Linked DNA regions of Homo sapiens: region 1 is linked to region 2. A link is an interaction called in ENCODE POLR2A ChIA-PET data of the cell type or tissue named here. Cell type or tissue: IMR-90. All regions are shown on one strand. Each heading gives the region's core, and the rest is flanking DNA. Links, peaks and the distances in the headings are about the cores only. Region 1 holds the start of LOC124903794 (small nucleolar RNA U13). Region 2 holds the start of ABCC11 (ATP binding cassette subfamily C member 11).

Region 1 (4,401 bases), core at 76-4,075, 410 kb before region 2:
ATAAGACAAAGTATGTGCACAAAGTATGAGAGGGAGAGATTGAAGTATATTATTGTAAGACTCTTATATTGTGCATTAAATGATATAATATTTGAAGGTAGTCTGTGATGTTGATGTATATTTTATTTATTTATTTATTTTGAGACAGAGTCTCACTCTGTTGCCCAGGCTGGAGTATAGCGGTGCGATCTCAGCTCACTGTAGCCTCTGCCTTATGGGTTCAAGCGATTCTCCTGCCTCAACCTCCCAAGTAGCTGGTACCAGAGGCACATGCCACCATGCCGAGCTAATTTTTTTTATTTTTAGTAGAAACAGTGTTTCACCATTTTGGCCAGGCTGGTCTCAAACTCCTGGCCTCAAGTGATCCACCCACCTCAGCCTCTCAAAGTGCTGGGATTACAGATATGAGCCACTGTGCCCTGCTATTGATATACATTGTAAGCCCTAGAGTAACTACAAGAAAGCCGTTTAAAAGGTATTTAGTTATAAGACATTAGCAGATAAAATGGAATAGAAAAACACTCCAAAAGAAGGCTGTTTGGCTATTCTTGCATTACTATAAAGAAACACTTAAGACTGGGTAATTTATAAAGAAAAGAGATTTAATTGGCTCATAGTTCTGTAGGCTGTACAGGAAGCATGGTGCTGGGCATCTGCTCAGTTTCTGGTGAGGCCTCAGGAAGCTTTTACTTATGGTGAAAGGTGAAGCAAGAGCAGGCATATCACATGGCCAGAGCAGGAACAAGAAAGAGTTGGAGTGGAGGGAGGTGTTACACACTTTTAAGCAACCATGTCTTGTAAGAACTCACTCACTATTGTAAGGATAGCACCAAACCATGAGGTGTCCACCCCCATGACTGAAACATCTCTCACCAGGCCCAACCTCCAACACTGGGGATTAAAATTCAACATGAGATTTAGAGGGGACAACATCCAAATCATATCAAAGGCCAAAAAAACGGAGATGGATAAAGAGTAAAGAGCAGATGAAGGAAATAGAAAACAAATGTCAGACAATTAGGTAGATCTAAGAAATAAAAAGAAAAATGAAAAAAAATTTAAATAAAAAAATCAAGATGGCAGACTTAAATCCAACTTTTTCATTTATTATATTAAATGTAAATGATCTAAATATTTTAATTAAAAGGCAGATACCAAACTAGATTTTTTAAAGCATGACCCAACTATATACTGAATTCAAAAAACTCACTTTAAATTTTAAAACACAAATAAGTATAAAAATATAGAAAAAAGATATATGATGCAAACATTGAAGATACTAAAGCTGGAGGCCAGGTGTGGTGGCTCACACCTGAAATCCTAACACTTTGGGAGGCCAAGTGGGGGAGGATTGCTTAAACCTAGGAGGTTGAGGCCAGCCTAAGCAACATGGTGAGACCTCATCGCTATAAAAAAAATAAAAAAAATTAGCCAGGCACACTGATGTGTGCCTGTCATCCCAGCTACTCAGGAGGCTGAGGTGGGAAAATTACTTAAGCCCAGGAGGTCAAAGCACAGTGAACTATGTTTGCACTACTGTACTCCAGCCTAGGTGACAGAGTGAGACCCTGTGTCAAAAAAAAAAAAAGTAATAAAGCTGGAATTGGTATGTTAATATAAAACAAAGCAAACTTTACTAATATAATTTAAAAAACAAATAAAATAATTCATAATTATAGCTGGATATTTCAACACTCTTGTCTCAATAACTGAAAGAATAAGTAGACAGTAAATCAGTGAGGCTACAAAACACTTAACACAGTCAATCAACTGAACATAATTGACATTTATGGACTGCTCCACTGAATAACTGGAATACACATTCCCTTTCAGGGCATATGGAAATTTCAACAAGACAGAATATATGCTAGGTCATAAAAAAAGTTCCAATAAATGTTAAAAACTGAAATTTTGCAGATTATGTTCTCTGACTGCAGTGGAATTAAATTAGAAATCAATAACAATAAAATATCTGGAAATATTTTTAAATATTTAAAATTTTATATATTTAAATATTTAAAAATTTAAAAATATATTTCTAAATAATAAATGAGTAAAGAAATAAATTGCAATATTAACAAGTAAATATCTTAAACTTAATGAAAATGAGAGCTGGGCACAGTGGCATGTATCTATATTCCCAGTTACTTGGGAGGCCAATGTGGAAGAATTGCTTGAGGTCAGGAGTTAGAGGCTGGCAGTACACTATGATTGTGCTTGTGGAGAGCCACTGCACTCCAGCCTGGGCAACACAGCCAAGACCTCATCTCTAAAAAACAAAATAAAACAAAATAAAAAACTTTAAAGCTTAATGAAAATGAAACCCAAACATATGAATATTTGGGAAATACGGCTAAAATAGTACTTAGAAGAAAAGTTGTAGTTTAAAATCAATAATTTAAGAATCTACCTAAGAATCAGGAACTTCATATTTGCCACAGTATTGAAGATACAAATGCATAAAAATAATTATAAATCTATTTTGATGGGCACACAATATATAAAGGGGTAGTTTATAACATAAATGACAATAAAATGTGGGGCCGAGCTGTAAAGATTAGTTTTTGTATGCAATCAAGATTATGTTGGTATCGATTCAAAATATATTGTTTTATATTTAGAATATTTTACGTAATCCTCCTGATAACAATGAAGAAAATAGTTACAGAATATACACCAAAAAGAATCAAAACTTATCATTAAAATGTATATTCTGCTGTCGTTGATGGAGTGTTTATACATTTTGTAGCTCATAAGTATGGTGATTGGGTTTTCACACTCATGTATGAGATGTGCCTCTCTAAAACTTTGTTACAACATTGGCACATTACCCCATCTGATGTGTTATGGGGCGGGGTGTGTGTGTGCATATATATATATATGAGATACTATATCAAAAATGGATAGAACCAACAGATCAATAAGCAAATAAAGGACATGAGCAACACTACAAACCAATTGGACCTAACAGACATATACAGAACACTCCATCAACAATAGCAGAATATACATTTTTCTCAAGTGTACATGGAACATTGTCCAGGGCAAACCACATGTTAGGCAAAAAAAAAAGTCTTAATAAATTTTTAAAAGATTTAACTCATACCAAGTATCATTTCTGATCACAATGGAGTGAAACAAATCAATAGCAAAAGGAAAATTGGAAAATTCATAAATATGTGGAAATTAACACACTCTTAAAGAATAAATGAGCTACAGAGAAAACCAGAAGGGAAATTTTAAAATATCTTGACACAAAAAAAGAGAAAATATCTTGATACAACAGAAAATGAAAACACAATATACCAAAACTTATGAAATGTAGCAAAAGCAGTGCTAAGGGTGAAATTTATAGCTATAAATGCTAATGTTAAAAAGGAAATATCTAAAACCAACAATCTGATTTTAAACCTTAAGGAACTAGAAAAAAAAAAAGAACAAACTAAACCCAAAGCTAGCAGAAGGAAGGAAATAATAAAGATTAGAGTGGAGATAAGTAAAAATAGAGAATAGAAAAACAATAGAGAAAATCAATAAAACCAAAAGTTGATTCTTAAAAAAAATCAATAAAATTGACACACCTTTATCTAGATTGACTAAGAAAAAAATAGAGAAGATTCTAATTGCTAAAATCAAAAGTAAAAATCACTAATAATTTTTATTTGAGTACACATTGAAATATTTTTAATATAGAGGGTTAAATAGAATACATTGTTTAAAAAATTTAAACTGTTAAAACTAATAAACTAAACTAACAAACTAATTCAGCAATGTTGCAGGATACAAAATCAACACACGAAAATTAGTTGCATTTCTACATATTAACAATGAACAATCAGAAAAGGAAATTAAGAAAGTAATCCCATTTACAACAGCATCAAAAATAATAAAATACTTAGAAATAAATTTAACCAAGGAGGCCAAAGACTTGTACACCAAAAACTACAAAATATTACTAAAAGAAACTAAAGAAGATACAAATAAATAGAAATGAAGTCCATATTTATGATTGGAAGATTTAATATTGTTAAAATGTCTAGACTGACCAAAGCTATCCTCAGATTCAATGCAATCCCTATCAAAATCCCAATGACATTTTTTCATAAATATAAAAAAAACTTGACATAAAATCTTAAAGGATCCCCAAATGGCCAAACAATCTTGAAAAAGAAAAGGCCTCATACGTCCTGGCTTCAAAACATATTACAAAGCTACAATAACCAAAAAAGTATCTTACTGGCAGAAAGGTAGACATATAGACCAATGAAATAGAATAGAGATCCCAGAAATAAACCCTCCCATATATGGTTAAATGATTTTCTACAAGCGTTCCAGGACCAGAAGTATTAGTCCATTCTCACACTGCTATGAAGAAATACTTGAGACTGAGTAATTTATCAA
Region 2 (4,401 bases), core at 102-4,101:
GTAATCATTTTACCTAACAATAGGTGAAAAGGCTTCAAGTCTCAGCTCCTCATCAGCAAATACAACTCTGATCAAGTCACATATAAATTTAATTCACAGAAAGGAAGCCTCATCCAAACTAAGTCAGTTATATAAAATACAAAAATCAACATTGAGAAGACAATTCCAGATCCCAAAATAAATAATATTTTCTCCCTTCAGCCATAGGAAAAGTGGTAATTCCAGAAAAGAAAATAGAAGGACTAGAACTCTCAACACCCTAGGAAAGCGGTAATAGAAGAACACCACACCTGCCCATCTCAAAGATAATAAATCATGTAATACAGTATGTGACTATGTGAGTGAACTTGCTTACTTCTATACACAGTGAATTCTTGATTACTTCCTTATAAATTACTCATTCCGTAGATTACACATAGCCTTTGGCTTCTTTCTGCCACTCAGTTTATTCTGAACTACGTCTATCCTTTTCTTACCTTTCAGTCATTACCATGTTTACAATAAAAACTGATTTAAATAATAAGCCAAACAACTGAGAAGATAAATTGGTGAGGGAAAAAAATCACATACATAAAAAACTTGAAATTATTTAGCAATTAGCTATTATTTTGACTTATTTGTGTTGTGGCTGCTTTTCTTCAATCAATAGTAGATAATATTTCCCACTTCCTGAAAGCCCACTCAGATTGCCTGAGGAAGTGAGCCACCTCTAAACTGATTAGAGAATAACTTAAACATAATTAATTGCAGATGATATTCATCACTGTTTGTACAATGCTGAAAGAGCTCACAGTCCTGTTTGTATATAAAACATCCACAGACAAGAAACTGGATCCCCGGCCTAAAGGGTTTACAAAGTAGAAACCAAGGAGGAACCAGAAAGAGAGATGAGACAAATCCAAATCTCCGATCAGGAGACAAATTTAATTATTTGGGCTATGTCATTGCTAAAAGGTGATGCTAAAGAGTTGTTTTTTGTTTTTTGTTTTTTTTTTTTGAGACGGAGTCTCACTTTGTCACCAGGCTGGAGCGCAGTAGCCTAATCTTGGCTCACTGCAACCTCCGTCTCCCAGATTCAAGTGATTCTCCTGCCTCAGCCTCCCAAGTAGCTGGGACTACAGGCACACACCACCACGCCCAGCTAATTTTTTGTATTTTTTGTAGAGATGAGGTTTCACCATGTTGGCCAGGATGATCTCGATCTCTTGACCTCATGATTCGCCCACCTTGGCCTCCCAAAGTGCTGGGATTACAGGTGTGAGCCACTGTGGTTTTTTTGTTTGTTTTTTAGAGGGAGTCTCACCCTGTCGCCCAGCCTGACGTACAATGGCGTGATCTCGGCTTATTGCACTCTGCCTCCTGGGTTCAAGGGATTCTCGTGCCTCAGCCTCCCAACTAGCTGGGATTACAGGCACACACCACCACGCCCAGCTAATTTTTGTATTTTTAGTAGAGACAGGGTTTCACTATGTTGGCCAGGCTGGTCTCGAACTCCTGACCTAAGGTAATCCACCCACCTCAGCCTCCCAAAGTGCTAGGATTACGGGCGTGAGCCACCACACCTGGCCAAAAGGGGTTTTCTTATAAAGCAAATACAATATTTTTGCTGTGAAAGGAAGATGTTCCAAACTGAAGAGATTAAGCTGAATTTATACTATGCCTACAAAAGGTACAGATGTATACATGCCTTAATTGCTTTTTACTTAAAATCACTTATAGTTGACTAGAAATTATCCCTTTAAAAAAATTTTTTTTTCTTTTTTTAACAGAGATGGGATCTCATGATGTTGACCAGGCTGATCTCCAACTACTGGCCTCAAGCAATCCTCCCATCTTGGCCTCCCAAAGTGCTAGGATTACAGGCAAGACCCACCTCGCCCAGCCTAGAATACATCCCTTTTAAAGAAAAACATCTATGAAATTATAGATGGCTAGAAACAGAGTACCTGGTGAGACACTGTGGGTGAAAAGCATAGTGAAAAAGAATCTATTGTATATTGGGCCCCAGGTTTTATATATACAAACAGGTAAATAAACAAAATACTCAACTAATATTTTCCTTCTATGATATACAAAAGGTTGTATATCAAGTCAGTCATTTTTCTAAAAATTCTGGCTCTTCTATTGTATGTGCATTATTAGGCATGCTCAAAAGGCAGCATTTTAATTTTGCAACAGATCCAAACTTATACATCCCAATGACTGGTGTCCTTCCCTTTAGCTAGTAGCTCTGTAAATCTACATCCTAATTATGATATTGTTCAAAGAAGTTTTGAAACTCCTAACTCGAATCTACCCTCAGAGGTTTTAAGATAATGTTTTAATCCAAATCCTAACTCGAATCTACCCTCAGAGTTTGTAAAATATTGTTTTCATTCAAGTGAGGTCTGACTACAATGGTTACAATTTGTGTAATTTGGAAACTGACCTAAATAATATAAGAGTTCCAAACATATTTAAGAACCATCAACTGCAGTAGTGGGAAAATCTAAAAGCAGCACTACTGGAAAAAGTTTTCCAAGATGAGGATATTATGTAAATATCTAATTCCAGCCTATATGCCCAGCACTTGCTTTTTTTTTTTTTTTTTTTCCTATAGACAGAATCTTGCTCTGTCACCCAGGCTGGAGTGCAGTGGTACGATTATAGCTCACTGCAGCTTCGATCACCTGGGCTCAAGTAATCCTCCGCCTCAGCATCATGAGTAGATGGGAGTACAGGCACGTGCCACCAGGCCCAGCCACTTTTAAAAAATTTTTTTACTCAAAGCCCTTAATTTTTCTTGGAATCTTTAATCTTCCAAGACCTTCCTGCAATGATGTTAGTTCAGTTCAGCCCGTGTTGGAATAATATGGGGCCTCCCCACTCCTCTCTTTAATCCCCTTTTGTGAAAATCTACATTTAAAACTACCCATTTGGATATAGGTTTAGAATGCTTTGCAGTTTCAAAAGGCTTTCATATGTATACTTCATTTTATACCTCCCTTCACCCCATGAAGAAGGTAGTATTATTTCCTTATTACAAGTGAGTAAATGAGATTCAAAAAGGTAGAACATGGCATGGTGGCTCACACCTATAATCCCAGCACTTTGGGAGGCCGAGGCAAGTGGATCACTTGGGCTCAGGAGTTCGAAACCAGTTTGCGCAACATGGCAAAACCCCGTCTCCACCAAAAAAAAAAAAAAAAAATAGCTAGGCATTGTGGCACATGCCTGTAATCCCAGACACTCAGGAGGCTGAGGTGAGAGGATCACTTGAACCTGGGAGGCAAAGGTTGCAGTGAGCTGAGATGGCACCACTGCACCAGCATGGGTGACAGAGTGAGACCCTGTCTCAAAAAAATTAAAGTAGAACAACTTAGGTGTACATGGTTACAAGAAAATGTAATAGAAATAAATTTAAGAAATAAATTTAAATTTAAAATTTAAAGGATAAATTTAAATTTAATAAATTGAGTTCCTTAATTATATTTTAAGACAAATTTTACTTTTTTCTCATTACAATGGACAATAGGTACCACTTCTACCTACAAGAATTATAAACATAGGCCAGGCATGGTGGCTCACGCCTGTAATCCTAACACTTTGGGAGACAGAGGCAGGAGGATCACTTGAGCTCACAAGTTTGACACCAGCCTGGTGAGGGAGACTGAGAAGTCGGCACTATGAGGAAATGAAGCCATGTACCCTGAAAAGTGTAAATTTGGAAGAAAGCTGGATGACCATCTTGAAATGCTTGAAAGGATATTGTACAGGTAGTACTAAATTATGACCCCTTTTCACTAAGAAAACAATGGGTCACTCAGGAAGCACTAAAAATGCAGTTCTACTAAGCAGAAAAATGCAGGGTGCCCTGGGTCAGCATGCCAGCCAAGTTCTATACTGCAGGACAAGTCCAAAGCTCCTCCTTTAAAAAGGCTCCTGCAGGCAACATGCCTGCACACTAACGTGCAGAAAGGGACTGTACTACTCAAAACCACCAAGGAAGTGGCAGAGGTAAGTCAACATCTAATCCTGCCACTCTGTGTGGCAAAGAACGCTGGGAGCAAATTACTTCTGCTGCTCTTTGAAGGCTGTGCCAGCGTCACCTGGATAGCGCAAAGGAAACAAGAGAAAGGAACAGAGCCCCTCTTCTGGCCTCTGGGCTACCATACAGAAAAGCAGGTAACTGGGGAAGGACAGACTTGTGCGTGGAAACAGGCTAATGCTATGGATTACTCAGTATTGGTATTGTTAAAGCCTTTTTTTTTTTTTTTTTTTAAGTAGAGTGTTTTAAAGGCCCTATTAGAGAAAAAAAGACATTGGAAACTATTACCAAGGAATATGGTACAATCTTTCCACATAGGCTTTTTAAGTAGCAAACAATACTTCTAGGATAACTAGATGGTCTGATGAGTTCTT

The links. Peaks named below come from ENCODE experiments on the same cell type or tissue, not always from the same donor. Only the 100,000 strongest peaks of a DNase experiment are listed, where the experiment ranks them.
Region 1: POLR2A ChIA-PET joins it to region 2 with 10 read pairs; 2 of 35 experiments call an interaction of 5 or more read pairs at or near these places.

Annotation. Positions count from the first base shown.
Region 1 is chr16:48,656,822-48,661,222 of GRCh38, reverse strand. The region is part of intron 1 of LOC105371240 (a long non-coding RNA gene); the gene reads right to left. It overlaps LOC124903794 (small nucleolar RNA U13), which reads left to right and starts at 2,737; the gene lies at 2,737-2,842. In IMR-90, for the core only: no CTCF peak of the experiment used is centred there; no DNase peak of the experiment used is centred there.
Region 2 is chr16:48,247,077-48,251,477 of GRCh38, reverse strand. It overlaps ABCC11 (ATP binding cassette subfamily C member 11), which reads left to right and starts at 3,939. Exons shown (of 30, transcript NM_001370497.1): 1 at 3,939-4,164. All of the region lies in intron 1 of LONP2 (lon peptidase 2, peroxisomal), which reads right to left. In IMR-90, for the core only: no CTCF peak of the experiment used is centred there; no DNase peak of the experiment used is centred there.